Regions from separate parts of the Homo sapiens genome. Here region 2 is linked to region 1. The links are chromatin loops, found by intact Hi-C in ENCODE. Cell type or tissue: lower leg skin. All regions are shown on one strand. Each heading gives the region's core, and the rest is flanking DNA. Links, peaks and the distances in the headings are about the cores only.

Region 1 (15,833 bases), core at 3,342-11,341:
TCAGAAGTATGAGAAACTAACCAGTAAGACCAAAAAAGAAAAGGTCATCTCCTTGTCTCTTGGCAGGGAGTGCTACTTTATGGTCTCCTGTGCCTTTAATTTAAGGATTCTTGGAAAAGAACTGGGAGTCTGATCTCAGCTCTACTCTGCATTGACCTTGGCATTTCCTGGGGCATTTCATCACTCTAAGCTTCAGTTTGTCCATCTGGCAAAGGAGGGGGTTAGATTTCCTAGCTATGACTCTTGTACTGTGATGTGCTTCTGTAGTGACTAGATAAGTAGTCTCTGCAACCATATCATCCTAAAATCTCAAGTGGAGGAAAGCACGCATTAGGGAAAAAGCAGCATGCTTGTGTGAAACTGTCAGCACCTCATGTTGCAACTGTAAAACGATGCTTTCTAGAGCCTTTGGATGGCAGCGGTTATTTATTCCTGGATGAAATATTAAGAAGTATTTGTTTTGTGTTAGTGCCTAACACCCAGTTGAACTAGATTCACTACATTCCTACTTCTAGATGAGTCCTTTACTTTCAAACTCTGGGTGGTTTGCCAGCAACCAAGTCAGGGCCTGGGTTATCTAGATTAATGCTTTGGAAACTTTTTAGACCATAAATCATAGTAAAAAATATAGTTAGCATTGCTACGCAAGACTGACATACTCTCTCACACATAGACACACATATGACAGAAACAAAGGTTTTATGAAATGGTATCCTCTTAATGTGACATGCACACTATTTTCTGTTCTGTTGCAGCCCTTATAAGATCCTAGTTGTGACCGTTTCAATTAATTTCATGACCCACTAAAGGATTGTGAACAAGAGTTTGAAATATTACAGAGCTTTAGAAGAACTGGTAATGTTTTGTACCTTCTTTTTCTCCCGTTATGTAGTTTCAGTTTTCTAGAAGATGGAAATGTAATTCAACTTGGGGACCTAAACCCTGCCAGCCTACCCCACCCCTGGCCTGGCCTGCTTTTCTGAAATTCCCATTGACATTATAGAATTGACCCAGTCTGACTGGAAGCCTTCAAGTTAGGAGATAACTGTTCTAAAGCCTTTCAGCCCAGAGCCAGAGAGGGTTCAGAAAAAAAGTAGGAATGTTGGGGGGAGGGGGGAGGGATAGCATTAGGAGATATACCTAATGTTAAATGAAGAGTTAATGGGTGTAGCACACCAACATGGCACATGTATACATATGTAACAAACCTGCATGTTGGGCACATGTACCCTAAAACTTAAAGTGTAATAAAAAGAAAAAAAAAAAGAAAAAAATTAGGAATGTACCAAATTGAGCATTTGCTATTGTTTGAGTGGCTGCATTTTAACTTCCTGTCCTATGTTAATTTATTACTGAGTTAGGACTCAGAAATGATGCATCACATCTAAATTATGAATGTTGCCAGGTGGGGTGGCTCACGCCTGTAATCCCAGCACTTTGGGGGGTTGAGGCGGGTGGATCACCTGAGGTCAGGAGTTTGAGACCAGCCTGGCCAACATGTTGAAACCCTGTCTCTACTAAAAATACAAAAATTAGCTGGGTGTGTTGGTGGGCACCTGTAATCCCAGCTACCCGGGAGACTAAGGCAGGAGAATCGCTTGAACCCAGGAGGCGGAAGTTGCAGTGAGCCGAGATTGTACCACTGCACTCCAGCCTGGGCAACAGAGCGAGACTCCATCTCAAAAAAAAAAAAGACAAAAATAAATAAAATAAAATTAAAATAAATAAGTAATGAATGTCAGTTGTTGACCTCTCTGTGTGACTATGCTTTTCTTTTAGCTGGGCAGATTTACTTATAACACAGAGCTATTTAGAGATTTTATGTATTTTCCATTGGTTATTAAATTATTATCTCTTTTCCGATTTCTAAGGATCAACTTAAATTTTAAATAATCATCATAATAATCGCTCTGGAGTATGTTTACATTTTAAATAAAGATAATATAGGCCAGGCGTGGTGATTCACACCTATAATCTCAGCACTTTGGGAGGCTGAGGTGGGAGGACTAGCTTGAGGCCAGGAGTTCAAGACCAGCTGAGCAAGATAGCAAGATCCTGTCTCTACAGCGAATAAATAAATAAAAGATAATAACCACAATAAAGAATTACTGCTCATAGATCCCTTAGCACAGTGACTGTTAGTATTTCATATATTTCCTTCTAGTAGTTTCTCTAATGCAGTTTTCAAAAATATGATTGTAATCATACACTTTTATGTTCTTGCCCTCACTTAAACTTTTGCCAGCACCTACCTAGATTTTAACCATCATTTTAAGTGGCCTTATATTTTTGCTTTCCTTCTGTATTCACTCATATTTATTTAATGATTATACTGTATATACTTGGCCTCTGATCTCCCATCATGAACAAGGCATATCCTACTCTCAGGGTACTGGTGATCTAGTCAGTACATCATAATTTATCTTCTCCCTATTGTTTATTTACATTATTTTCAGTTTTATAAATGTTATGATGAACATTTATAAATTGTTATACATATAGGTGTCCCCTTCTATCCCCCACCCTGAGTTTTTTGATTATTTCTTTAGGAAAGATTGTAAGAAGATTGCCATATTATTTTCCAAAAGGTTTATGCCACTTTAAAATGCTTATAGTTATGTATGCATATGAGAATGTTAGTTTTGCCATACCTGACCAGCCATGGATATTATTATTTTAAAATTCTTTTTCATAATTTGCTTGATAAATGGTGGTACTTTATTGATGTTTAATTTGTATGTTTTTGGCTGACTGGTGAATATTTTTCTGTTCGTTTATTTCTAGTTATTTTTCCTTTTGTGAATTGTCTGTTTCTGTCCTTTGTCCATTTCTCCATTGAAGTCTCTTGGTTCTTCTTAACAATTTCTTTTACATATATTCTATAGATATATTAAGAATATTAACCCCAGGCCTGTTATATATCCAGATATATCTTACATTTTGTTGTTTGCCTTTTCATTTTTTGTATAGAAAACATTTACTTTTAAGTTTAGCTGTCAAAATTTATTTTAAAAATTTTAAAATGAGAGACAGGGTCTCACCACGTTGTTCTGGCTGCAGTGCAGTGGCCATTCAGAGGCACATTCCCACTACTGATCAGCAAGGGAGTTTTGACATGCTCTGTTTCCGACTTGGGCCAGTTTACCCCTTCTTAGGCAACCTGGTGGTCCCCAGCTCACATGAGGTCACTATATTGGTGTCTAACTTAGTGTGGACACCTAATTAGCATAGCACACTATAGCCCAGAACTTCTGGGCTCAAGTGAACCTCCTGCCTCAGGTTACTGAATAACTGGGACTACAGGTGTGTGCCACCACACACCTTTTTTTAATAATTGAAATTTCTTCCATCACTCCTAATTTTTGAAAGTAACGCTTTTCCTAGGGAGCCACTGATACTCATTTTTCTTTCATCTTAGTTATATAATTTGATGAAAAAATAACTTTTTGATTGGTTTGAAGTGTATTTCATTAGGTGGCATAATTTGGGAAGTATAAATGGATTTTCCTAAAACTTGCTGTTAATTATTTCTACATTACTTATTGAGTGGTCCTTATATTTTCTTTTGTATTTATTTGTGAAACGACTTTTATCACAAATTTCAGTTCTCATAATCAGCAGGGCCTGCTGTGGCCTCTGTTGTGTCTTAGGGAATCTCTTTGCCTCTTTTAGCACCAGTTCTACACTTTTAATTATTGTAGCTAATGAGTTTTTCTTGATTGCTTGCCACTATGTGTCTGCAATGATAGCCCTAATCTCTCTGTCCAGGTCATCTGGCTAATGGGAAAGGAATCAGATATTGGCTCTTTCCAAAGCCTTAGGATTTTACAGTCTCAGTTTCCGTGTCTGCAAATTGGGAGTAATGACTCGTCCTAGTGTTGTTGGGAGGTTTACATGAGATGATCTTCCTGCAGCACCTGCAGCACCTGCAGCACTTGGAGCATAGTTGGTGCTCAGTGAAAGTTTGTTTTATTTTTTGTTTATAACACCAGCACACCTCTAAGCAGGTAAGCTTTTTCTGTTGCCATGGTTCCATTAAGACTATTTTAAGACTCACTTTGGATGTACAGAGTTTGGTCTGTTGAACTTTTTTTTGTTTTTGTAGAGTTCTGAGCCCCTTTTTTCTTCTCTATTATAGAAGGGCGAGGTTAACTCTGTCATCTTTATACCACCACTTTCCAAATTTGCCCTGTGACAGCCAGTGGTAAGGAGAGGTGTGTAGTGGGTGGGTGCTGTGTTCTCCTTTGCAGGCTTCTATCTCTCTCTTCATTTGCTATCTTGCCCTGAAATGGTATGTCCCTTGTCCCCACTGGTCTCCTGGACAGCAGGGGCTGTGTCTTCCATGGCTTCCATAAGGAATACACTTAGGGAAGGATAAAAGTTTAACTAAATTGTTCTTAACCGGAAGCTTAGGCATTATAAACTGGCAACTAGCAGACTGAAGTCCACCGTTGGACAGATTTTGAGTGGTCCACACACAGTGTTTTTAGAAGTTTTGAATTTGTCGGCAAGGTTTAAACATATGGACTTCACATAAACACCCAGATTGCCAGCTTCTCTTGACACATGGGAAGACGGAGCTGTGCCAAGCCATGAAATTATCGCCTGCAGACCCCTTGCTCCTGCTCTGCCTGTTGGGGCTAAGGTCCTCTGAGCTGGCCATGAGAGGTGAAGATATGCTGCCATGGCTGCCTGCTGGTGGGAAAGCAGCACACGAGACCCAGAAAGCCTTCCTCTAAAATCTGAAATGCTTCCCCTTTTTTGGACTAAGTAGTTAGAGCTTTGATATTTAGAAGAAGAAAAAGAAAAAAGAAATCAAAAGATAGCCAGAAAGCTCATGTTTCTAAAAACTTAGATGTGGGCCAAGGGAGGAAGCATATAGGTAAAAAATCAAGACACCTTTTATAACAGATGCTGATGTACCCAGTAAATATATAAATAAAGGTGGGTATTGGTAAATTAAGGACGGCATTTACCCTTCCTGATTCCCTCTCTGGAGGCATTTTTTTGGGGGCCAGGGACTGGAGTCAGAGAAGCCTGGATTTGACTCTTTGCTCTGCCACTTCATATTTAAATACATTTAAATTCTAGTTTTAGAAAAGCTTAGATTACATTGTTGCTTTTTATTTTGTGCATCTGGATTAATATTCCTGGAGTCAGTTTACATGCCTTGCTGTTAGAATCTCAGTAACCTGTTTTAGTGTTCGTTGGGGGAGAAGGAGTGTTGGAATGGCTAATTCATTTCATTATATTTCGATTTGGGGGATATTTTTGAATTTATATTTGAATAATTAATTCTCTTTACATGTCAGAGCTTAGATTGTTAAACAGTTTTGAAAGATGAGTAATTTTTATCTAGAAAATAAAATTAAATTAAGGAGGTTAATCTGCATGCATAGTTAGCTGAATTGGCATGCTGTTTGAATGGATTAAATTGGTTTGGAGTTTGGTTGCAGTGTGACTTTTCTGACTTATTTTTCTTATTGAGCTTCCATTTGGGAAATTTCTGTCACATCAGATATGCAAAATATAAATCTTTGAGTTCGATGTGGATAGGATAGGGCAAAGTTTGAGAAAGTAAAGTTCACCGAATCCTAAAAGGTTCTGTCAACCTTAAATAATGAGATTCAGAAAATATGATTTAAATACAGTTTGAGTGCAAAGCTTGAGGATGATCACCTGGAAACACTGACTCCAAGTGAATGGGCTCAGTGTTCCAAAGTGAAGTTAAGGTTTCACTTACATGGGTAGAGACAGAGAAGTTCCAGCAAGATTGCATTGTTCATATAAGACCAGAACATACACCACAACGATTTGATTGGTTACAGATTGCTACATTCCAGGGAAGATTCCTTACTCCATGAGAAGGGACAAGGATCTGAGGGGGTCTTATCTCTGGTGCTGCTTGGCCTTTTAATTATTTACAGGAAAAAAGGCAGAAGTTGCAGCTGTACACCACGTGACTTGGGCTGTGTAGCCATATTCCTCTCAAGGCTCAGAATAAGTTAAAATTCCAATAGCTTTAAGTTGGAATTATTTTAAGTTTGAACAATTTAATTTCACAGTTCAGTGTAGTATACGGAGAAGAAGCGGTCCAGAAAAGTTCTCTTGAGGCTCTGGGGGCATGTGTGGGCTTGTCTACAGGTAGATTATATTTCTCCAGTGTGTGGTCCTCCTCCCACCTCACTTTAATTTTTTGTTTTCTTTTTAAAAATGTTCTACTTTACTCTTTAATAATTTCTCATTATTGAATTAGTGGAAGTATAGATCATTGTCAGAATTGAACCCAGAAGAACTGTATACTATATACCAAGTTGTTGCTTTATTGATAAGTGAACAAACGGTTGAGTTCTTGAGATTACTGTGTTGAGATTTCCAGTGCTCATAGGCACTTTTCTAAGGGTCTTTGGCTATAATTGAAGTTCTTATATTTTGGTCATAAGAACTTCATTGATGTCCTTACCATTATATAATTACTGGGAAACTACATTCTTAAGCCTGAAGGACTGAACTTGAACTTGAAAACTTTTGAAGCAATGAACTGTTTTCACATTGCACAAGTAAGTTTGTCCTTTGAGGGATGCTGCTATAGTCACTATTTTCAGGACCCGACATTGCTTATTTCTGCTTTTTCAAAACTTTTGCTTAAAAAGTTTATCTGTCTGTTGCTTTTGTTGCCTAGTAGTTCATGCTTATGTATGTGGAAAAGTGAGGTTAATGATGGCAAAAAATCCTGGATGGATTTGCAGAGAGAATGGGATCAAAATGGCAGAAACATTTAGTTACTTGAAATGGAGTTTAGCTAGGAGATTGCAACAATTTGAAATAAAATAATCATAGTACAAAAGAAGTAAGGTTTTAAAAATGTTACTTATTTGGTAGTTTGTTTCCCTTGAAGAAATTCTGAATATTTGAATGAAAAACAGCAGGTAGAAATAGATACTAGCATTTACATTTACAAAATAATCAACCTTGGTGGTTTTTAGTTGATGGTACATGTATATGCAAAATTCAGAAGGCTATGATGAGTGAAGTCTCCCTCCCACTCATGGGTTTTAAGATTTTGTGAAAGGAAAACTGATAGGATTTCCACAAGGTCTAATATATATGCCCTGATATGGATCTCAGTGGGCATTTCTGCTTCAGCTGTGTTAAACTTTTCCCTTATAAAACTGCTTTGGCAGGGGCAGGTGTGGTGGCTCACGCCTGTAATCCCAGCACTTTGGGAGGCTGAGGTGGGCAGATCACCTGAGTTCAGGAGTTCGAGACCAGCCCGGCCAACATGGTGAAACCCTGTCTCTACTAAAAATACAAAAATTAGCTGGGTGTAGTGGCGGGCACCTGTAATCCCAGCTACTCGGGGGCTGGGGCAGGAGAGTTGCTTGAACCCAGGAGGTGGAGGTTGCAGTGAGCCGAGATTGCGCCACTGCACTCAAGCCTGGACAACAGAGCGAGACTCTGTCTCAAAAAAAGATAAAAATACAAATAAATAAAACTGCTTTGGGAGGTCAGGGTCACAGGGATGCTAAGATTGCTGCCTTGTTACTTTTCTGCTTACGCCACAGTGGACCCCTCTCTGAAAAACACAGCCCTCCTAGGTGCAGGGGGCATGCAACAAGGATCTTTCACACAGGGCAGCCAAGTCTTACCCCTCTACCTTCTCTTCCTGAATATGGAGAAAAGTTCTTGGCCTGATCCCTAAGGAATTCCTCATTTCTTTATCCTAAAATCACTGTAATAGGACTATGTGTACTCGGAAATGGGTTTATCTTGTATTCTCTATCCAAAGAAATATATATGGTTATGCCGGAGAATTTTGCTACTATATCAATGGTAGGGTTACTTGTCTATGTAAATAAAAATATTCTCCTCTATTGGAGAATTTGCTGATGAACTCAATGAACAAAAAATTGTCCAATTAGAAGAGGTGAAGCAGGCTTTCCCCAGACAAATTCAGCACGAGATTGATTTGGAGAAGTCACAGCAGGCACTGGTCCACAAGTGCCATTTACTTTTTTTTTTTTTTTTTTTTTTGAGACAGAGTCTCGCTCTGTCACCAGGCTAGAGTACAGTGGTATAATCTCGTCTCACTGCAACCTCCGCCTTCCAGGTTCAAGCGATTCTCCTGCCTCAGCCTCCTGAGTAGCTAGCACTGCAGGCATGCGCTACCATGCCCAGCTAATTTTTGTATTTTTAGTAGAGGTGGGGTTTCACCACGTTGGCCAGGATGGTCTTGATCTCTTGACCTCATGATCTGCCCACCTCTGCCTCCCAAAATGCTGGGATTATAGGCATGAGCCACTGCTCCCGGCCTTAGAAGTGCCATTTACTTTTTTGACACCCAGAGGGATAACATTGCTTTGGCCTTGGAGGCTACTTACTGAGAATAGCTGCATAAAGTATAGAAGGCTATAAAGAATTGCCTGGACTATCATATCTCTGTGCAGACTATTATGGGAGAAGCACAAGGTGCAGAGAATCTCTGCACAGCAAGAAAAGGAGACATTTGTGAAGCGCATGGCACAGTAAAGCTGCTCACAAAGAAGGCTCAAGCACAGCCAGCTCTATTAATGTATCTATCCCAGTTGAGACAGCTGGAAACAGTTGACTGACTAAATGGAAACTAATCTATGTAACAACATGTTTTTGTATTGCTGTCTGCTGAAGTTACTGTATATGTTTCCTAAAAATGAAAAGTTTGAGTTTCATGTAGTGAGAGAACTAAGTCCATTGGCCAGTCAGATGTTTCTCACCCTTCTTACTCTGGACTTTGAGTTGTTCCAGGATCACTTTTGAATAAGGAGCTTACTTTTGTTAAAACTTGCTGCCTTACTAAAGATTATAAGTTATAGTTTAAATTTGTAATTAATTCTGCCATCTTGCAATAAAGTGACAATTGAAACAAGGTTTTCCAAGTTGCATAATTTTATGAAGTACTATTCAACTTTTGTCATGTGGGTGAAAGTTAAAGATGCCATTGAACTACAAAACAAACAAACAAACAAAAAAAAAAACAAAACAAAAAAACCAAAAAACCAAAACTGCTCTGGGGCTTGCAGTGCTTGCATGTGGCCACTGTGACACAAAAACCTTCTTCCTTCCTCCTTCTCCCCTACTTCTCCCTCCCTCATCTCCAGATAGCTGCATTCCCTTAGCACACTCTTCATGTATTTATTAAAGCACTGCCTCACATTGAAATTATTTCTCTTCTGCCCTGTGGTCCTTATCATTGTATCTCTCAAGACCTCTAGATCAGGGCTGAGAACACAGTAAGTAAAATTGAAACAATATAGGTTTGTGTTGTGTATTAGGTCACACTGAGGGAGAGAGTTACTTTGAAAATCAGTTGTGTCCTAATGATATATAATGATGGAGTCCCTTAGGTTTCTTTGATACAGAAACCAGCTCTGGCATTTCCTGGTAGGAGACTCAAGTATCTTGCAGAATCCAAGGGATGCATTTGGGTCTTGGGAATAGAACTGAAGACTGGAGCACATGGACAACCAGGAAGTCTCTTCTCCCTACTGCTCATCGGTTTCTGTGTATCTGCCTCATTCTTTCTTGCTCACACTGGCTTCCTCTGTTTCTTTCTTAGTCCACATGGCATAACATGGCTGCCGGCTGCTCCTGAATTTTACATTACAGTCTAGATAAGCAGGGAGAGATTGATCTCAGACTCCCAGAATTGCGGAATTCCTTGGGAAGGAACCTAGTGGTCTGGCTAGGGTCAGCTGTTCACTCTGGAATTATGGCCAGAAGTAGAGTCATGTTGCAGGGATATGGCAATCCCCACTGCAGTCTGTGGATGGGGAGAGGAGGGAAGGGAGGAGGGGCATGTCTCAGAAAGAGAAGAAAGATAAGCAATCCAGTAGGTGCCCACTACTGGACCCTATGGGCATGAGATGAGCCCATGCCCTTTTCGTTGGTCATTGCTTTAGTAGTAGCGGAATAATGAACACTCACAGACTCTTGTGTTTCTCCTGACCTTCATTGCTATTTTCCGTGAAGTCTGCTCATATAGCAGGTGACATGTTCAGATGGCCATTTTCTCATTGCTTTATTTGCTGATTTGACATGTGGACTCTTTTCCTGTAGTGAATATAAGATGAAGAATGGGTAGGTATTTCAATATGAATGTTCTGAGCAAAAGCCATTGTTATGGGACAAATTTTAGCACTGGTGAGTAGACCCCATATGATAACCATATTTTCTAAACTCCAAGTAAAAACACATGGCTCAACAAAATATTTTTTCTTCTGATGGATGAAATTATTAAATTGCATTTTGTGATATATTTAATCAACTGAAATCCAAAAAATAACATGAAACTAGACTGCCAAGCATATATGGGCACAGCATATATCCTATCTCAGGGAGGAAGTGGAAAAGCCTCAAGTATATTAATAGTAATTAATACTAGGTTACTCTTTCTGAATATGTACCATCGGCCAGACACTGGGTTAATCTGTTTATGTGCCTTTTCTTATTTAATTCTAAAAATGATTGTATGAAGTTAGTAGTTTACTTTTTTTTTTTTTTAGACATAGTTTTGCTTTTGTCGCCCAGGCTGGAGTGCAATGGCGCAATCTTGGCTCACTGCAACCTCTGCCTCCGGGGTTCAAGCGATTGTCCTGCCTCAGCCTCCCGAGTTGCTAGGATTACAGGCACCTGCCACCATGCCCGGCTAATTTTTGTATTTTTAGTACAGACGGGGGTTTTACCACGTAGGCCAGGCTGGTCTCCAATACCTGACCTCAGGTGATCCACCCGCCTTGGCCTCCCAACTAGTTTACTGTCATTTTAAAGATGTAGAAACTGATGCAGCTAGGAAGAGGCAGAGTGGGGAAGGGCACCCTGATTCATCGGACTCCACGCCCCTTCTACTCCACCTCACGATACAATGCCACCTCTCCATGAGGCGCTCTGGAAGAAGATGCAGAGGCATGAGTGTGGAGCCTCCATGGAAATCACAACAGGCTGAACTTGTTTTTCAGAGGAAAAGCTAGCAAGTCAGCTAGCCAATCAACAAATGACAATACAAATTAAATAGAAGAGGGCAGATACCCCTAAGACATTCCTTTTAAACCCTTGCAACTCCCTTCTTTACTTGCTGTGAGTATTGGCATTACACAATTGTAGATATGACTTTGAGTTATATTAGGAAAAGCTATGCATTTATTGTTGGAACAGGGTCTTTGAGGAAGTACTTAAGAACTGGGTGGGGCTTTTATCAGTGTGGCCTAACCAACTGTAATTAATGTGTTGCATAGCAACATTTCTATCAACAACAGACTGCATGAATGACAGTGGTCCCATAGATTATAATGGAGCTGAAAAATTCCTATTGCCTAGTGACATTGTAGCCATCTTAACATTGTAGTGCAACTTTTTCCGTGTTTAAATCCATTCAGATACATAAATACTTTCCATTGTGTTACAGTTGCCTATAGCATTCAGTACAGTAACATGTTGTACAGGTTTGTAGCCTAAAAGCAATAGGCCATACTCTATAGCCTAGATATGTAGTAGGCTATGTACCATATGGGTTTGTATAGATACACTCTATGATGTTTGCACATTGATGGAATAGCAACTGTACTAGTTTATTTTTCTCACATAACAAAACATGTGGAAATAGGTGCTCTTAATCTTTTTCTTCTCCATTATCCCTAATATGTGGCTTTCATCCTTGTGGTTGCCCCATGGTTGAAGATGACTCTTTGACCTTCAGCTTCACATCTGCTTATAAATATGTCACAAGACTACCTAGCTGCAAGGAAGGATGAGGGCATTTGTTCATTAGTTGTTTTTGAGCAATTGTAGTTTTTTAGCTGAGCACATTGATAATTGAACACATTTGGATATTGGAGAGATAAATGACTAGTATGACCTCCCATGAGGCCTTTGGTTAGGGGAAATCCTTTGTACTCATCTGACCAGTGTTCATGCTTTAAGCTTAGGAGTAGCTTTTTCTCCAAATGGGTTCCATTTGCATTTTGTATCCTGTAAAAGTGTTTGTAACTCTTCCCCCTACTCCCAGCTCTGCCCCTTCGCTTGTATTGCAGGATTGCCTTTGCTGCTTGGAACATGTTTCCAGATTGGACTGAATGCTGTGATCTAAATCCTTATACCTGGGGACTTGTGGTTTCTTGAGTTCAAGCATATAGGCCTGGGACTTTTATGACTGATACAAAGTGCTTTGACCATGGACCACCATAAAGTTCATCAATTAATACGGCAAATGGAAATGCCAGAAAGATTGCCAATTTTTGACTGCCTTTAAGAACCACCAGGAATCATTCCTTTGCTCTTCTTGTTTAGACACCACATATTGAACTGCTGGAGGAATTCGTAAGAGCCCAACCACTGCATGTTTCCTACTAACGTTTTTCTTCCAGAACATCTGTAGTAGAAGTTCCCTTGTGGGGCATTGGGTTCCCTTGTGGGGCATTGTGAGGTAGTAATGCCTGGTAGGGCCTGGAGCAGCAGGAGCCTCAGGGTTGTGTGCTTCCAGCTGTTAGAAGCCCTGGTTAGTTCCTTGGGGTGCTGTAAAAGGGTGAGAGGCACCTCTTTGGGGATACTCATGACTTCTCATGTTCTGTATACATCAACCTGGCCATACTTTCTCTGTGACATTTTCAGCAAAATATTGAAGGATGTTTTCTTTACATTCTAATGTAAGAAATTTGCCCGCAATTTAAATCATAGACTTTTTCTTGGGCTGTTGTCAAGCATTGTCTTGTAGCAAAAGCAGCATGGAAGAAGGAGTTGTAAGACCTGAGTTAAAACCATGCTTTTCCAGTGTATACTTAATTTTTCTGAGGGCCACTTTCCTAGTTTACAAATGGGAAGAATAATGCTTCCTTCTTCATAGGATTTTGGTAAGAATTAAGCAAAATAATGGATATGAAAAAAATCTTTGTAAAGCTTTATTATTAGGGGTTGCTGACTCATATGGCCTTAGGCACAAGGCAGGTAACATAAATGAGTAAAGTGGCATGCTTTACCTGGGTATCAGAAATATTATACAAGAGGGAGCAGTGGGGATTGTGGCAACTGGAGTGTTTGCCTAGTGAAAGAGGGCAGCAGCTTCTTGGCATTAGCTGATGTTTGCCATGTAGGAATGCGGACCCAGTGTCTCCAGATCACTGGATTTTTCCAGAAGTGCTAGAAATCAATTTTTGTGTGAAATATTTACATGTTTAAAGTTAATGCAAAAACATTTTTTTTAAACTCTACAGGACCAAGCATAGTATTAATGCACGCTGGAGCCAGTCTTTTGTGCTGTAAAGGATAATTTCTTTAGAAAATAATACATGCCAATTTGTAATATTTATCGACAAGGTTTCCAACTAGAAAAGACATTTCTATCTCAGTGACCTCCCTCATCTTGCCGCCTCAGAAATCTCTGCTTCAGATTAGCCTCTGAATGAGTTGAGAGAAACATCTATGATTCTGCTTCTGCCAAACAGAAACTCAGAGAAGAGGCCATTTTCATGGGAATCAGACTATGTCTTGATTTTTTAGTCAAGAAACAGGAATGTCCCCAAAAACCTAAGGAAAGGGCAGTTTATTATGAGCCTACAGAGTAACTCCTGGAAGCCAAGTTCAGAAGGTCACTAGACATTATGAATGTCAAGGTTTGGGACAGAGAGACTTGAGGACTATGTAGGACAATGCTGTCCCGTATGGTAGCCACTTGCTACATGTGGCTATTTGAGTTTAAATTTAAATTAATTAAAATTAAATAAAAAATCCTTCAGTGGCACTAGCCGCATTTTAGGTGCTCAGAAACCACATGTGGCTAATGGCTACCATACTGAACAGTGCAGATTGTAGAACATTTTCATCATCACAGGAAGTTCCATTGGACATTGTGGATAGAGTGTCAGGGGACATAAAGTGGGAGGTCTAGTTAAAGGTTAAACTAAATGATGGTGGTGCCTGAACTGAAGGATTGTCAGGAGGGCACATTGAGAAGGATTTCAGAGTTACTGAGAGGTAGCATAGTTCAGGGATTAAGAGCAAGGATTGGGTCAGATGGTTCCTGCTTTACCTTTACTTAGCTGTATGCTCTCAGACAAGGTACTTAAGGCTCAGTTTCCTAGATGATAAGTGGGGATTATTGAAGCCTTGGGGATGGATGCAATATTGCAGGAAAATAGGTAGAATGAAAAGAGAGGAGGGTGAGACAGCAATCAAAGAGAATGCCGCGGAAGCTGGCACTGAGGAATGGCCATCAGGGAAGGCCTTGGAAAGAGATGGGTGCTCACTGTGTTTCAAAAGATGAGTGGATTCTGGATCTCTAAGTTGATCATTGTCCACATATGGACAGCACATTGGATCAGGAGCGGGCAATGGAGTCAGACCTGGGTTCAGTGTCACCACTTTCTAGCTGTAACTAGATATGCAGCAGTTAGCACGCAACACCCCATTACCTGGACCATTGTTTTCTTAGGTACAAAATGAGGATAGAAATAGAATTTATCTCAAAGTTTGTGAGGATTAAGGGATATAATTCATATGAAGTTGTAGTAAGGGGCCTGATAAGTGGTAAATACTCAATAGATGTTAGTGTTTGTTATTAGAATCCATCCTTGAAAGGTGAAAGTTCAATAGAGTATCATGGTAGACATGGGTTGTATAAATATGAAGAATTTTCACCAAATATATATTATGAAAATACCCTGTCAGAAATTTAGAATGTGAAAGAAATAATTTTGGTAGAAATGGAAAGTTTCACATTACATAATTATTACCCGTGAAACTTATTACCCAGAGCTTTGTAGAGAAATAAGTTTAAGTAAAGTTTAGAATTTTGAATTCATTGATGATATATCCACACTGCGTGATGAAGGAGAATGCAAAGGGTATTTGGTGCATCTGAGAGAGCATATTAAGATTCAAGAGCCATTGTAAATGTTCTCCTTGGGGACGAATGGTCACATGCCTTATAGGAAATGGGAAGAGGACTTTGCCAGCATTTTATTATGATGAGTTGCTTCCAGGACAATTCGTCTTTCATTGTCACTGTATGAGATTTTCCTTCTCTTTCATTCTAACATCAATCGCAGTTAGTCTCTACTCACTTTAAATAAAAAAGCACAATGCAGAGATGGCAAAAGGCAGTGTTGGATGGTGAAGAAAGCCAGTAACATCTACTTGGACTATATCCCAGCTCCTCCACTGACTAGCTGTGGGACTTCTCTCAGAGAAATTAAGTCATTTTAGAAATGTGTCATGGTGTTGTGAGGATTAAAGGACAAGTTATATGTAAAGCTCCTAGCACATGATAGGATTTTTAGATATTACAGAAATGCTTTAATTCAGTTGGTATCTCTAATTCAAAAATTTCGATTTGATTTTTGTTGAGGATTTTGTGTACCTGGTCTCAAGTACAGCATCAGGCATGTTGTAAGCACCTCAGTAACTGTGCATTAGATTAATCCAAGAATTTATCTAACTCTTTGTATATTTGGAGAAGAAATTACCTATGCTGTTATTTCTATTGCTTTTTTTATCTAAAGTGATATATCCAGGTTAGATGCTTTTATAACTAGGTATTTGGGAAACAAATATTGTAAATGGGAGCTATTATAATAATCCAGAACTTGGATTTTAAAAGCAACAGTGTGGAAAATTTACCTTTCACAATGAAACTGGCATTTGACCTTTTATTAACAAATATATTTTGTTCATATCAATGGAATATGAACAGCAATGTCACAACATGCCTATACATGCAATATTGTAATAAGTAAATATTATTGTATTTAGAATTGTATTAGTTAAAAAATTGCAAATGTAATAAGTCCTGGAATGCACAGTATGTC
Region 2 (15,833 bases), core at 4,954-12,953, 150 kb after region 1:
AACTTCACCTGGATTGAAGGTGTTGGGAAGGCTTCCTGGAGGGAGAAAAAGTTACTTGGGTGATAAAAGGCAGGACAGGCACTCCAGACAGGGGAAGCAGTCACATATCCCGTAAGAGAATGGCTCGACCAAACATAACGTGCATGCTCTTCTGTTCTCAAAAGTAATCCATCATCTTATCATTGTACATTTTTGGTAGGTAGAATGTAAGTCTTATTTCATTGTATCTGCTGAGCCTAGCACAGTTCCTCCACATAGAAGAGGCTCAATACATGCTTGTTGAACTGATTTGAAATGAATGCTGTGATTTATCATTTATAGGCCAACTTTCAAATGACCTCATTGTTAGGACATTTATATAGAGCAGGCATGGGACCCCAGAGTTATTTACTCCCTACACCATCCTAAACTTTTTCTTGTCTTGCAGCTTTTCCTTCTATCTCTTCCACTTTGGGCCCTGGGAGTGTCTGATGAATATACCCTGACTTGCTTTAACCAGTTTATCTATTTGCCTTCCTAACTCTCTGTGTTGCCAAGAACTCCCCTTCCTAGCCCTGACCCCTTCTGGCCTGATATAATGTGGCAAAGCTAGAGATTGGTCTTGTTTTTAAGACCTTAATTGATCTCATGATGGCTGGGATAGCATAGAATAAGCTGACTGGCCTTAAGGCTGACTCAACAAAGGACACTGTCACAGAGATTGTATAGATGAGGTCTCCTGTACTGTAATCATAGCTGACATTTGTTGAGTGGTGCTTCCCATGTGCTAGGCACTGTTGTGTGTGTTTATATATATTAACCCAATTAATCTCAACAATACTGTGGGTTAGGTACTATTATCATCCCTGTTTTACAGATGAGACTTCTGAGGCACAGAAACGTTAAGTAACTTGTCCAAGGTCCTATACCTAATAAAGATAGGGCTGGGATTTAAGACTAGATTCTGGTTCCAGAGCCTGTACACTTATAATACCATATCCAAACTTTCTCTTCTATCCCCATAAACCATCCTCATCCCATAGTCACCAACAAAGAAGGCAGAGAGCTGGCTCCTCATGGTGCAGTGTTTTTTGTTTTGTTTTGTTTGGAGACGGAGTCTCACTCTGTTGCCCAGGCTGGAGTGCAGTGGCGTGATCTCTGCTCACTGCAACCCCTGCCTCCTGGGTTCAAGCGATTCTTCTGCCTCAGCCTCCCAAGTAGCTGGAACTACAGGTGCGCGCCACCACGCCCAGCTAATTTTTGTATTTTTAGTAGAGATGGGGTTTCATCATATTGGCCAGGCTGGTCTCAAACTCCTGACCTCGTGATCAGCCCGCCTTGGCCTCCCAAAGTGCTGGGATTACAGGCGTGAGCTACCGCACCCGGCCCCATGGTGTAGTGTTCTTAGATGTGTAGGTATATATCGGTCAGGGAAGTCTAAAGGTATCTGTCACCTGGGTCATGGTAAGCCCTATTTCAATATTTCCATGTTGATTCTGACAGAATGAACAACCCTTCCAATTAAGTCTTTTTAACTGAGTCAAGTAAGCCTTTCTAATCATTCTTTTTACCAGTGCCCACCATTATTAAATCTGATAATGATGCCTTAAAGAACCTAAGCTACCCATTTCACGTGTTATATAGGGGAAATCAAACACTTGCCACCTTTCTCTTATCTAGCCCCCCAGTTGGAGTGGCTTAGTCAGTCAAGTGAGACCATCTCAGAGATTGTCCTTGAGATGGGTATGCCATGACCTAAAGATGTGAGTAGTCGAACAGATGCAGGCATCACATTAACAATAGTAGTCAGCCAGGCACATGCTTCCCATGCGCTAGGTACTGTTTTGTGTGCTTATATATATTAACCCATTTAATCTTAACTCATTTAATCTAATTAACCCATTTAATCTAATATTAACCCATTAATAGATGTCATATGCCTGTTTAATCTGCCAAGAACAAAGCCAAGGGCATTTCTTTCATATTCTTACTCCTTCATTCAATCATTTGCCCATTTGTCCAGGCTTATTGAGTGTTTGCTGTGGGTAAGCCAGGCAGAATTCTAGGTTTTGGTGATCCCGTGGTGAACAAGCCACAGTTCCCGCCCTCCTAGAGCTTCTATTCTACTGGGGCAGGAGACAATGAATTTAAAAAAAAAAAAAAAAAAAAAAAAAAAAAAAGAATAATCAGGAGAGTGATGAGTGTAGTCAAGGAAGATGTTTCTGAGGAGGTGACCTTTAAGCAAGAACTTGTGTGAAGTGGAGAAAATTATCTTTATGTTTGCATTCATCTGCTCCTTCATTCAGCAGACAATACATTTTAACAGACAACACAGTGAGCGGCCTGTCTGCATCCATCACTGTGTTTGGTTGCTGTTGTGGGGAATGTTGGTGGTCGGGGGTGAGGGCTGGGCTACATGCAGTGGCTAACCACATATGCACTTGGGGAAGCCATGTTTATTCTTACATGAGCAGGAGTGTATACCAGCAGCATGGGGTGCAGGTTTAGGAAGACGCTAGGAAGCATAATCCAGAATAGTAGAGTTTGGGGTTCCCCCTACTTTTTGATCTTAAAAAATGTCTTACTAAGAAGAGTCATATGACAAATAAGAAAGTATTCTCCTGAAACAAATGTATGAGAGAAACTTCCCTGAAAGCTCTTAAGTGTAGCACTTCATTAGAACAAACTGATAATCTCAATAAGAAAAATGTCAGATTCCAACAAATGAGAAGCTATTTTATGTTCTTTTCAGAATATAATATTTTTAATAATGTAAAAAATGAGTATTTCTGACATTCTTAAGTGTTTGCAGGCTTTGTGCACATCTTAAGTGGAAAAAATTCTTATTGTTCTCAGTATATAAGGGTTTGATTTACAAAGGGACTACCATAGAAAATCTATTATAATATTTTATAGCCATACCACTACAGTAATCCTAATAACCCACATCTATACTGCACAACAAGTTTAGAGTGGTAGAATGGTCCTATGTAATTGATCTAATTCTCACCACAACCGTATGAAGTAGGTAATGGCTGGGTTGATGTTTTCATTCTTAGTAATAGTCATAGTGGTCATGGTGTTACCATCATCTGCATTTTACAGTTGAGGAAACTGACATTTAAGAACATAAGAAGTTTGCCCGGAATCTGTAAATTAAAATTCCCAAAGAGCAAACATAATTTTAAATTCTGATATTGTGGCCTAATTAAATCTGATATTCAAGAATAAAAAATCTAATTGAGCATTTGTAAACCCATTTCCTTCTCATCTGTTATTGTCAGGGGTGGGAGGCAGGCAGCAGTTAAGAAAATGTGGTTAATATTTCCAAACAGTGCAATATTTTCCATTCTTCTTAGAATTATGTCTCCCTTTTGAAGGTCAATTTATTGTCTTTTTTATTTTCTTTTGGTCTTTACAGTAATTGATTTTATGGTACATGAAATGTTGGTGAAAAATGCTTAAAGGGTGGGAATTTCCTTGGAGCCAACTTTTTTCTCTTTGGGGACTTACTTGATTGTTCTTTCAATAAGAATTTATTGTATGCCAGGAACTGCACTAGGTTCTGTCTCCGCTGCATTCACATTTCTTTTGTGGGTAAGAGTCTTACCTTGTGACTGATGTCTGGTTGTGTCTGTCCTCTCAGGTGGGGTGACCGCTCTCTGTTGGGACCCAGTCCAGCGGGTGTTGTTCTCAGGCAGTTCAGATCACTCTGTCATCATGTGGGACATCGGTGGGAGAAAAGGAACAGCCATCGAGCTCCAAGGACACAAGTAAGGTTGCTGGTGCTTTCATAAAGACTCTGAGAAAAGATTCTCAGCTGACAGCTAGAACAAAGGAGTGCAGCCCAGTCTGTGGCAGGATCTTAGCATGGGAAGGAACATGGCGGGAACACAAATACTGGCCACTTTGATTTATAACTGTGTAAAACTGTGTTTATATACTTATACCCCATTTTATTCCACAGAGCATTTGAGAGTGCTTACAAAAACCATAAAATAAAGTAATGGCAGTGAATAAATAAAAGGTAAAAATTAGAACTGGGAAGAATATAACAGTAAAAATTTGAGAGTGAGGAAAAAAAAAAGCTTGAAAATACAAGCTGTGAAGGCTTACAAAATTTATATAATTGAGTTCAAATGTGGCTTCAAGCTCCTTGGCAGCATACGGAAAAGAGGAGAGGTAAGATCCTTCACAGTACATTTTGTACTTGACCAAATATTTATTGAGTACTTGCCTTGATTCATGTCAGGCTCTTTTTCCTTAAAGGATAGATTTTAGGGGGCTGAGAGGAAGTACAGAGAAAGCCTTGCATTTCCTTGGAGCAGTTCTCAAACTTTGCTGGGTACAGAGAATCTCTGAGATGTCCGGTCCCTGTCTGCTAAGATTCTGGTTGCCGTCCAGAGCGGTGTGGATCTGTGCTTTGACAAGCTTCCCAGGCAACTCCCCACTGGTGACCCTCAGCCCACACCCTGAGACGCCTTGCTGTCCCTGGGGCCAAAGCTTAATCTTTTTGCATAAAAGAATGTTAGATCTGCTTTACAACTCTAGTGCTCATCTGAATTGTTTTTTAGTTGTAAAGTTTTCAAAATGATATTGAGCAACCCTTGACAGCCATAAACAAATGTTTGTAATGCTTCTATGAACTAACCGGTTTTAAGCAACACTAGCTTTTCCTGTAAATCTGCTTGGAAACCCTAGTTTCAAAATATTCTCCTAAATAGTTAAATCTAGTTTGGAGTTGTTGGACATAAACTAATTAAATTTTGGATGGCAGGGCCTGTGTACAAATACTTGTTTTAGTTTTAGAATTTAGTGTTAGAGAAGTAGCTACTAAGCCCTTCTTTCTCATGTTGGAGAACAGAACAGCTGTCTGGGGTCACTCCTGGCTTGTGGGGCCACTCAGACCTTGTCATCAGTTCATTAGAGGAATCATTCCCTTACGTTTATCTTTATGACAAGGGAACACACATCCAGGTCCTGTAGAAGGAGTTCACATCATCCACGTAAGAGAAGAAAAAAGGAAGCCAGGGCCGGGTGCATTGGCTCACGCCTGTAATCCCAGCACTTTGGGAGGCCGAGGCGGGCGGATCACAAGGTCAAGAGTTTGAGACCAGCCTGGCCAACATGGTGAAACCCCGTTTCTACTAAGAATACAAAAAGTAGCCGAGCATAGTGGCGCGTGCCTGTAATCCCAGCTACTCGGGAGGCTGAGGCAGGACAATCACTTGAACCCAGGAGGTGGAGGTCGCGGTGAGCCGAGATCACACCATTGCACTCCAGCCTGGGCAACAGAGCAAGACTCCGTCTCAAAAAAAAAAAAAAAAGCCAAAGCACAGTTGTGTTTAATAACACTATTATCATCTAATCTGCCAGGAAATTCCTGCCAACTTGGACTCTCTCAGAGAAGTGAAATGCAGGTCTTGAATGAAGATGACTAATATTCACTGGACTCATTCATTTCACTCCTAACTAGTTTTATTTGTACGCAGTGGTTAATAAAGACTGCAAGCACTTTTGCACGATTTCATGCACCAGATGCTGAACTGCAGCAGTGCTTAACACCAGCATCACTGTGTGCAAAGGGCCCTTGACCTGAATGGAAAATGTGGTTCTGGGAAACTTACGCCTACAGTTTGTTACGAAAGGAAAAGCTATAAAGTTTAGATAAGTCTCTCAGTCCTAGAAAAATAAAACTTTAACAAATAGCTCTTCCAGTTTCTAAGTACAGACTTGTCCTTTTAGAAAATGGAATAGACCCTGCTTGGAGTCCATGCTGATAGAATCATGCCCTTAGAACTTGCACAGGTAAGCAGGCAGGCTGCTGAGATCAGGAGCCACCAGGCAGAAGTGGCTTTACACAGGATGAAGGGCAGAAGGCCTTTGCCTGGTGCTTTATTTAATTCAAGCTTAGTAATACATAAAGTGAGCTCTATGAGGGACTCCTTGTCATCAGGTTTTAACCCCGGGGAGGGGTTGCTCTGGTATCACAGAGCCAGCTCCTCCAAAATTTAATTTAAACTTCCTCAGCATCAGTCAGTGTCAGTCTGTTAGAGTGGGTCTGAATGCCAGGGTGGGGATAGAGAAGTCCCTGGAGCTGCCAGAAGTAGGGAGATGGCATGGAAAGAAGGTTTCGGGATCATCTGGCAGAAAAGGAGACCACTTTCAGGCAGGCAGGGAACAACTTGCGCAGCCGCCATTCCTTTACCCTGAAAGTCAGCTGCTGGCATTCAGTGATTCTCGTATTTGAGTACACCTAATATTTTGTGAAAGAGCTTTCAAAACACACAGACTCCGTTCAATCTTGCAATAACACTATAAAAGAGAGAGCTCAGATATCATTTTTAGAAGAGAATATTGAGGTATTCAATATTAATATTCAGTATTAAGACCCCAGCTGGTAGCTTAGGTCTCTGAACCTTAATTGAGTCCAGCAGGGAGCTGCTTAGCACCTTTCGTATACCCAGCCCTCAGTAAGGCACTGGGGATACTAAAATGAGCATTTATTGACTAACACATGGTCCCCGACATGCCTGGTGATGTGTGCTGATGCTTAGGCCTCAAGGCTGCCCTTTGCTTTCCTACAGTTCCTGGTTAAAGTGACTGATGGTGGCCATAGTTCCAAATTAGGGGCATAATTGGTGAGCCTGGAAACCGGGGAGAGCAGACTGGCCTCCCCAGGATAGGGAGACTGCCTTTCCTTGGTATGGAAATGTCCAGCCATTCTGTTGAGGGACAGCTGCACATGTCTTCTGTTCTGAGTTCCACAGCTTCTTACCATCCTTCAGCAACAGAAAATGTGACATTTTTATAACTAGCTTGATTTGGTGTGTAAAAATCCCATAAAGCAGAGAAAGCTTTAGCACCAAAGAAAGTGATTGATGACAGTGAAACTGTTTCCAAGTCCAAGGGAAAAAAAGCTAAGAAAGTATTCTTTTATACAATATTATCTGCATTGGAAGCATTCTGGTGTATTTATTCCCTGTAGCAAGTGGATCGTGATTGTATGCTGTGCTAGCTCTGTGGGAGGAAGGGCAAAAAAAAAAAGGTTCCAGATTCCGGGACCAGTTATATTTGCAAGCATCAGTTACTAGTTGGATGGTTATTACCGAAACATAAACCTGGACACTTATTGTCCCATGCCTACCTTGTCATAGCTAATAACGGTACTTGGTCTTTTTAGAACCCTTTTAAATTCTTACATAATACTGTCATTTCTTGACCAACTTCACGCCCGTAATTTTTCTTTCTAATAGTGTTTTCCTATCCTTCTAAGACTTGATGGTAATTTAATATAACCTGACTTAAAGCACCAGTAAAGATCTTTGCTATTCCTCATGTTGGAACCCTCCACCAAGAATGGATTCAGCAGCTTATGTGAGGCTAGGTCACAGCCATGACCCTTGGCACTTCCAGTCTGTGTATTTGCTTTCTCCTTCCAAAATCCAAGCTCTTGATTTCTCTCTTACTACTCTTACCACATATGAGAATTTTGTTGTAAGAGTCCTCAAAGCCTTTTGGTAAAGAAATAGGCCACTTGTAAATAAATATACATGGAGAGAATTTGTGCTTTTCCCCTTGTATCAAGTAAATTGCATTGAAAGTTATAAAAGGAGTAGAATTCTTGCATTCAGCTTCTGGGTTAGAGGACAGGTGGACAAGGATCAGTACAAATGACAGCTTTCTGCTCAAATCTGTGAGATTTAAGAGCATTTCCCACTGTGGTGCTAGGGAACTGTTAGGATAGAGGGGACGAGATGTGTCTTTTTTATTTCTAACTATTTAGCTAAACACATAATAGATCAAAATATCAGCTATGAGAGTTTTCATAGAAGGTAGAATCTTCTCAAAGACAGAAGGGCTGGAAAATGTGGTCATTAGTGTGCAGGCCTCTGAGTCAGGTCAAACTATATTTGAGCTGGCCCTTCTGCCAATGGCCTGCAGCCTCAGGCGAGGCACTGCACCTTTCTGATCTTCAGTTTTCTTATCTCTAAAATAAGGACAAAATTGGAAGGAAAAACCCTCACAAGGTTGTCAAAAAAATATAAATGATGTAATGCATATAAAATAATCAGCCCAGGAGTACAGGCCTGTTAAATGGCGGTTGTTAAGATTACTCTTGTTAATAAAAAATTCCAAGTCAAAAATCCTGCCTTGGGATCTGACTACTGTTTCTCTCTGTAGAATTTCCTATGGAAATATTAACATATATTCATAACTCAGTCAACACATGTTTACTGAACTCCAGCTACATACCAGACTTTGTGTTAGGTACTCAGGACACAAAAGTGAGTTAGGAAATAGCCCTGCCTTTGTGGAGACGTGCTAGAAGTATGAAAATAGGCAAAGGTGGCACCGTTCGCCAGTTTTACTGGAAAGTGGGAGGCCTCAGTGCGGGGGTCACTCTTGGTTTGGATGATGTTAGATGAAGAGATTCTCATAGTTCTCAGGATTAGGAGGTTACCCAGAACAGAGAATGGCATGAACTAAAATACAGTGGGTTTAGGAAATACAAGTGGACAGAGGGCGAGAGCCTAATCTGAACCTCCACCCTGCCACCAAACAGCAGAACATCGCTGGTGCTCAAACCAGTGCCCCCAGACGGGGGTCCCTGAGTTCAGGTTTAGCCTGGCAGTGGGCCAAGGATCCCTGAGGAAGCAGATCCCTTTTACGGTGCTTTGGCTTGGGATGACCCTACATATTATTGTCTGGGAGACCTCACTTGTGTGGATTGCTCACAGCCTTCTCTGGTCCTTGGAGCTTGGAAGATTTATGCATATAGGAGAGTGAGATCTCTGGTAGTAGAAGCATAATTAATTAGATGCCCACTAAATAACCTAAACTTTTCATCAAAGAAATGAACAATGCTATACATTTGAGTTCCCCTTACTCTTGAGGGATGAAGAAAGGCTTAAGTTGACCGTTGGGCAGATGTTAGCTTGTGTCTGAGATCTGTTTCTCTAAAAAGGATAAGGTCTTCTCTACCCTCTCCCTTAATCATCAGACACAGGACTGGCTTCATGGGCATGTGACATGTGCAGTCACACAAGGCCCCATTCTTAGAAGGGCCTCACACTTGGTTTAATGAGCTGCTGCCACCATCTTGTAATTCTTAATCAAGTTTTTTAAAGGGACTCTGTATTTTCATTTTGCACTAGTCCCTCCAATTATATGTTTGGACCTGACAGACATATGTTGCTGCTAGGACTGGTGAGAAAGGAAATGAGGCCATCCCACTAACTGTAGTATTTATAGATGGCAGATCCTGGTGGTTGTGAAAAGTGGGGGCTTTGTGCACTTGTAAGAGCATTTGCAGTGCAGTACATGGTAACACTCATCCATGAAATAATGACCAGTTTGAAATGCTTTCTAGTATAAACGCTACAGTGATGTCAGCTGAAACATGAATGTTAGAAGGTATCTGTTCATTCTTCGTAACCCCTAACGTGTAAACCTGGGATGTTCCCTCACCTAGCTTTTAACTGAAAGGTGGTTATATTTTGAATCCCTAAATCAAGAAGTCCCAGAGCAGCTTTATTATCAAACTTGGAATCCAGCATTCATCACTGTGTTTCACTCTTCTATGTTGGAATATTAACAGCACTGGAGTCCCATAAATTATGTATTTGTTGCTGAATGTTGCTGCCAGCTATGAGTGGCAAAGCAGTTCCTTATGTAGCTTATTTTGGTTTTACAAGATCATTGATGTGTATCAAGATGGCTCAACAAATGAAATGTAGTTCAAATCATAGAGTTACGAGTCTGTGCAACTAGATTGATTTTTCTTGCCCTTGAGTGTCACAGTGGTGGCACTCTATACTTTAAAAAGTGTGAAATAACAACCAGGAGAGATAGGGAAAACCCAATTGGCTTTTAAAAAAATGAATACATGTCAAAGATTTTATATTAGGCATTAATTAATAATTAATTAACTGGCAAAGTAAGTGGTTACTGCAGTCCAAAGGAAAATCCAAAGAGTAGACACATACATAGGCAATGGAGAATGTGAAAATGAATTTGTTAGCAGACGCACAGCTGGCTTCTCCCATGGGCAGGGTGGAGTGTGGGATTAGGTGTGTCTTAACTGGACAAGATTTGTTTGCAGTAATATCAGTATTCTTTAAGAGTTGTAAATAGATCAGTAAAAATACTAAAAGGTGTAGTCCCCTGTAGAATCAGATAGCCCAGAAAAGTGTGCTAGACAACACCTGAAGTTCCGCTGAAAAGATACCCAGTGATCACTTTTTGCCCATTTCAAATCTTTCTCAGTTTATCTGACTGTGCTTCCCCCCTCCTCCCCTGTGATCGTAATAATCTCAGTGATTATCCTTCATTTAAAAAAAAAAAAAAAAAAAAAAAAAAACCAGGCTGGTCTTATGAGGTTAGTCCTGATTATTTATATTGGTACAGTAAAGAGTGTTAATTAACCATATAGGCCACTCGGATTTGTTTTGCATATCCAGAGCCACACAGTATTCAACAATTTTGTGTTAAGCCCACAAAATTCACTTCTACCTGGAAGTTTTTATAAAGAATCTTGCACTGGACTTTTCTTTTTCTTTTTCTTTTTCTTTTTTTTTTTTTTTTTTTTTGAGACAGAGTCTCGCTGTGTCCCCCAGGCTGGAGTGCAATGGTGTGATCTTGGCTCACTGCAATCTCCACCTCCAGGTTCAAGCTATTCTCCTGCCTCAGCCTCCCAAGTAGCTGGGATTACATGGGATTACATGTGCCACCATGCCCAGCTAATTTTTGTATTTTTAGTAGAGACAGGGTTTCTCCACATTAGCCAGGCTGGTCTTGAACTCCCAAAGTGCTGAGATTACAGGCGTGAGCCACTGCTGAACTGGACTTTTCAAAGCCTCTAAAATTTGCCATACCAAGGCTAGAAAACCAAGCCCAAGAAACTCTACTATATTTCACCTACAGTATTTGCAACAACAGTTGAATTCCTCAAAGTTTCCACCATTTGCTAGGTTCTTGGCCTGGTACCTTCCTTACCAGCTGTAAGGCCAGGACCCTGTAAATCAGGTACCAGGCCAGTTTTCCTGGGAAGGCTTTGTAAGTTGGCTGTATGAGTTCTTAAAGTGGCTAGTCATATCTGATTCAATGAGCATCATTCTCACACATGACACTCCAGGTTATAAAGTTGATTTGCCCAGTTATATCTTGCGGATAGATTCTCACTGAATCGATGCAAATAACTATGTTTCCATGAAAATTAAGGAATCTCTGTAATAGTTTTCTTAAATTCTGGGCAATGAGTGAGAATTGGGTATCATTTCTTAAATGTTTTGATTTAACTTATAATAACAGAGTTTACGAAATTGTGGGTTAGAGATAGCTTTAAAATAGAGAAAAGGCATCCTCATATATCCAGAAAATAGAACATTAAAACAACATCAACAGTATTCCAGACAAATAACCACAATAAAATTTCCCTCTTCTGTTCATTCAGTTCTATGAATGAACTGTAATTAATTCTTGTTCTGATGGTTCTTGGTTTAGCAGTTCACATTCAAGAAGCCATCTGCATCCAGACTAAAAAGGGTCCAGAAATCCAAGGAAATCCTGACTCAATCCGCTGGCACAGCTTAAAAATTATCTAAGCAATGTCAGCTCAGCGGCCTGTGCCAAAGAGTCTGTTCTTTGAAATATCAATATTTTAAAATACTTAGTACAAATAGTTCTTTTCCATGAAACTCTGAGGCTGTCCTTTATTGAAGTCACAAATGCTATAGCAGAGCCTTCAGGCAAGGATCAGAATAATACAGAAATTATCTACAGATTATAGAGATTTTGTAACGTAAGGGTTAATTTGTAATTGTGACCAATGATATCAGAATGAGGGAAAGTAAAATTCCCCATTGGGATATGCTATATAACTCTTTCCTAAGAATTGTGATCAGTATTTCCCCAAGGGTAAAAACATATTATAGACAATAACGACATCAGGAAATCTCCACAGTCTTCCAATAAAACATGTAATTTCTGAAATACTAATAAAATGTTTTACCTACTGACTTAACATAGAGCAGGCTGAGGATCTCTTCCGATCTGACAGTTATTCCCATTTACTCTTAACATAGTAACACATGAAACAAATGCAATTATTTATAGCATTTCTTTTTAAAAAATTGTTTGCTTTTTCAGACAAGGTCTTGCTCTGTCACCCAGGCTAGAGTGCAGTGGTATGATCACAGCTCACTGCAGCCTCAGCCTTTCAGGCTCAAGTGATCCTCTGATCTCAGCCTCCCTAGTAGCTGGGACTACAGGCATGTACCACCACATCTGACTGAGTTTTTAATTTTTGTAGAGACAGGGTCTCACCATGCTGCCCAGGCTGGTCTCAAACTTCTTGGCTCAAGCAGTCCTTCTGCCTCAGCCTCCCAAAGTGCTGGAATTACAGGCATGAGCCACTGCGCCTCACCACATTTCTCTTTTTGTAAGATGAGGGAACAAGTCTTTATGATTTTCTAGGACCTCTCTGGGAAATCTTAGGCATAAAACACATCCTAAAAATTTTATTTTTTCAAAACAGAGGTTCAGTTTGGAAAGGCAAAACCAGAGTTGTATACAGTAAGACCTTCTTCTTCAAAGGGTTCCCTTGTCCTTTGTTCCCTGCTTTCAAGGCCAGACTCTCTTACTCTCTGTGTTCCCTTGCCCTGGGAAACAACCTTCCTCTCAGTCTTTATCTATAGAGCCCACATTCCACATCTGCTACTCACTCTGTAAATCACCCCTCCCATCACAACGCCCCCTCCCCCGACTGCCAAAACTGTTTTTCCACCGGTGTAACCACATCCCTGCACTTCTCAAGTTAGCCAACCGTGTTCGGCTTAGATTGTGCTGTCCAACTCTAGCCAGTGGGGACTGGACACAGCAGTAGGAGCCAACGCGTTAGTGATAAAGCTGCTGCTTTCCTTTGTTGGATGTGCTCTTGTGATCAGACTAATGAGCAGCACCCTTCTGCAGAAGTAAACTTTGCCTTGCTGAGAAATCAACTATTGGAGTGTTCATTTCATTTGTGACTTCGAGCTTTATTTCTAACAAGAGTTGTCAAGGGAATTTTAAGTAGGGTAAGACAGGAGCACAGGTGTTTAAGAAGCAATGTCTGGTTATATAATCAAAGCGGTAAAACATTTAAAAATAAACATAGATGATAACACAATTTTAAATAATTTAAAATTCTTTTCACACGTGAGTACTCCTTGTTCTCTCTCTCTCTTTTTTTTTTCTTAAGAGCATTAATCAAGTCAACATAAAGCACTGAAAATAATTCTGGTGAGACACAGAATGTCTGCTAGCTAGGCAGATTCCACAGAAGGTAAAGAACATCCTTTCACATTGTAGGCATTAATCAGTAAAGTAAGGAAGCAAGCCATCAAAACTGAGGGAACTTAGCCAAAATTGTAATGCATCTTATACCTTTTTTTCAGACTAAAGTATTATAAGCCAAAGCAAGTAAAACTGACTTTCCAAGTTTTGTCCTTCATTTTTCTCTTTCATATTCCAGAACAAATAGACACTTTAGTATTGCCCTTTTCATCTTCATTCTCTCGAAAGTATACAATGGAGTTTTCCAGAAGCTACATGATAAGTGATATTATGATTATGATAAATGCAGAAAGATGATTATCCATCTCTTCTATTAAGCCAGACATTAGAAAGGCTCGCAAAAATATTAAACAATGTCATTTTTCTCATCAAAATTTTTTGTTTTGGAAAATATCTTTTTTTACAGAATATGTGACTTATGTTAAAATGAAATGGATTCATCATTGCTATTTTCAAATGAATTAATATTTTAAAAATTTCTCAGTTTTAATTCCAAATTAAGTATATATCGATCATTATCACTTACTAAACCAAAGCTCTTTGGTGTCGTCAAATAAGTTGTAAGAGTATAAAGGGATTGTGAGACCAAAAAGTTCAAGAACCACTGCTTTGATACAAAGCTACCCTGTTTTGATTTGAAAAACAAAAACCACTGTATTTCTTTTTCATTAATGCTCCTGGCATAATCTCAACCACCCATTTAAATTATAATAATTAACCAGAGAAACTAATTTATATTTCATAGAGAAAATTAGGAGGAGGGAGGATATGGACAATTGGAAATCGTCCCATATAATCATTTTAGCAGACTAGCAAAACTCATGAACACACATTACTGAAATTTCCATAGTGACATAAGGCACTTTTACATTCCCTTAAAGTGGCAAAAAATGAACTCCTGTATTGACACAACTCAAAGGTATAGCCTCACTATAGCATAGAAAAATAAGAAGCAAACATATATAAACTTAATATTATACTTTATAATCAAAGTCACAGTATTCTAACTTACTTAGAAATTATCTAGGTATCCAATGATTATTGATTAGCTCAGGTTAACATTAGTCCATTTTGTTACCTAAAGACCTTGGAAATTATCTTTAAGTTGATACGCTACAAAACATAATTGCTATTCATATAAAAAGTTTGTCAGAATAGTTATTCAATTCAGCTGAACACAAATTTATATTTTTAATAATCTTAAACATTATGTATGAGTTCACTTGACCAGCTATCCTGAATAAATTTAGGAGAAGTAAAAATAAAATGCACACTTGTATTCTGTTCAACACTAATAAATCAGAGAAAGATGTAACATTTTAAAACCTATGTTACTAGTCTCATTTGCCAAATGAAACTTAATTTTATGAACTTGGATTCTTAAAATATTACTGAATTGGCTAGCAGTTTCTATTAAAAGAATTTTTATGTTTAAGTCTAGCAGGTTCAAAATATTAGAGGTTTGATGTTCTGTGATTTTAGGAGGATTCAACTTATAAAAGCACTTGTTTATCAAACAATCAGAACAAGTTCTTTTAATTTAAAAGGTATCGTAATCCAATTTATTGACACCCTCTGGAAATAGGAAAGCATTCCACACACAGCAAGAGGTGAAGGCTTTTCTGGATTATAAACACATAGACACACACAGCTTAATAGCTTTAGTTTTTCAACTTCAGCCACAGATCAAGAATAAATAGAAACACAAAAAAATCACCAGTCCAGATATCAAAGAGCTGTTCTCCTTCCCAGTAGAAACAAAATTCTTCATTGATTTGAGCTCAAAATAGACGAACATACAAAAAAAAAAAAAAGACCAAGAAACTATGTACCCTATTCTCTCACCCAATAGAGAATAGATCTCTGTAATCCATTGCTAGCAATCACTCAGACCATAAAACTAGATTCTCCATCATTTTTGCCGCCAAGAGGGAATAACTTGTCAGCCATGCACAAACTAGAAAGAAAAATAAAACAGAATCAGGAGAGAGAGAGTAAAAACTAGAGAAATGGAGAGCCTGTGAAATTCAAGTCTGTTACTGCTATGGATTCACTCTGGGAGCCAAGTAAAGGCATGCCTGGTCCCAAGCCACTTGTGAGGTGCACACCTCAGGCAACACAGTTTACCTGGCTGTGTCAGGTAAATCCAGTGGGCATCTCAATGGATGACCTCCAAAACTCTTCAAGGATAATTTTTTAAAAGGAAAAATCATGACTCTTGAACAAATGTGAAATGAACATACGCTACACATTTTGATCACTTAAGGAAGGAGGGAACCAGTAAGAAGTTACAGCCCATTCAACAATCAGCTTTTTTCCTTAAAAAAGGAAAAAAGTTGTAACTGACAGATTACCTCTTCCTGGGGCCTGAACATGCCAGGAGCATTCAGACTTATTTTAAATCCTGGATACTCTTCTGACCTTTAACATGCTGAAAATTCCAACAGGTTTCTAAGATCTACACTGGGGGCTCGGAGTGAGTGAGCACATTGGCTGACTTTGCCAAGGTTTCTGCTGCG

The links. Hi-C counts contacts between places; a loop is a spot of excess contacts. Peaks named below come from ENCODE experiments on the same cell type or tissue, not always from the same donor. Only the 100,000 strongest peaks of a DNase experiment are listed, where the experiment ranks them.
Region 2: it touches region 1 in a loop (2.6-fold over the local background); 36 of 110 quality-filtered maps call a loop at or near these places.

The regions. Positions count from the first base shown.
Region 1 is chr13:51,590,894-51,606,726 of GRCh38, forward strand. All of the region lies in intron 1 of WDFY2 (WD repeat and FYVE domain containing 2), which reads left to right. It also overlaps the pseudogene RN7SL413P and the pseudogene ATP5PBP1. Among named protein-coding and RNA genes, the nearest start is that of WDFY2, 14 kb to the left of the region's middle. In lower leg skin, for the core only: no CTCF peak of the experiment used is centred there; a DNase peak (open chromatin) is centred at 7,380.
Region 2 is chr13:51,735,424-51,751,256 of GRCh38, forward strand. WDFY2 (WD repeat and FYVE domain containing 2) reads left to right here. Exons shown (of 12, transcript NM_052950.4): 7 at 3,626-3,752. It overlaps LOC124903177 (a long non-coding RNA gene), which reads right to left and starts at 3,675. Exons shown (of 2, transcript XR_007063807.1): 1 at 3,590-3,675. In lower leg skin, for the core only: no CTCF peak of the experiment used is centred there; no DNase peak of the experiment used is centred there.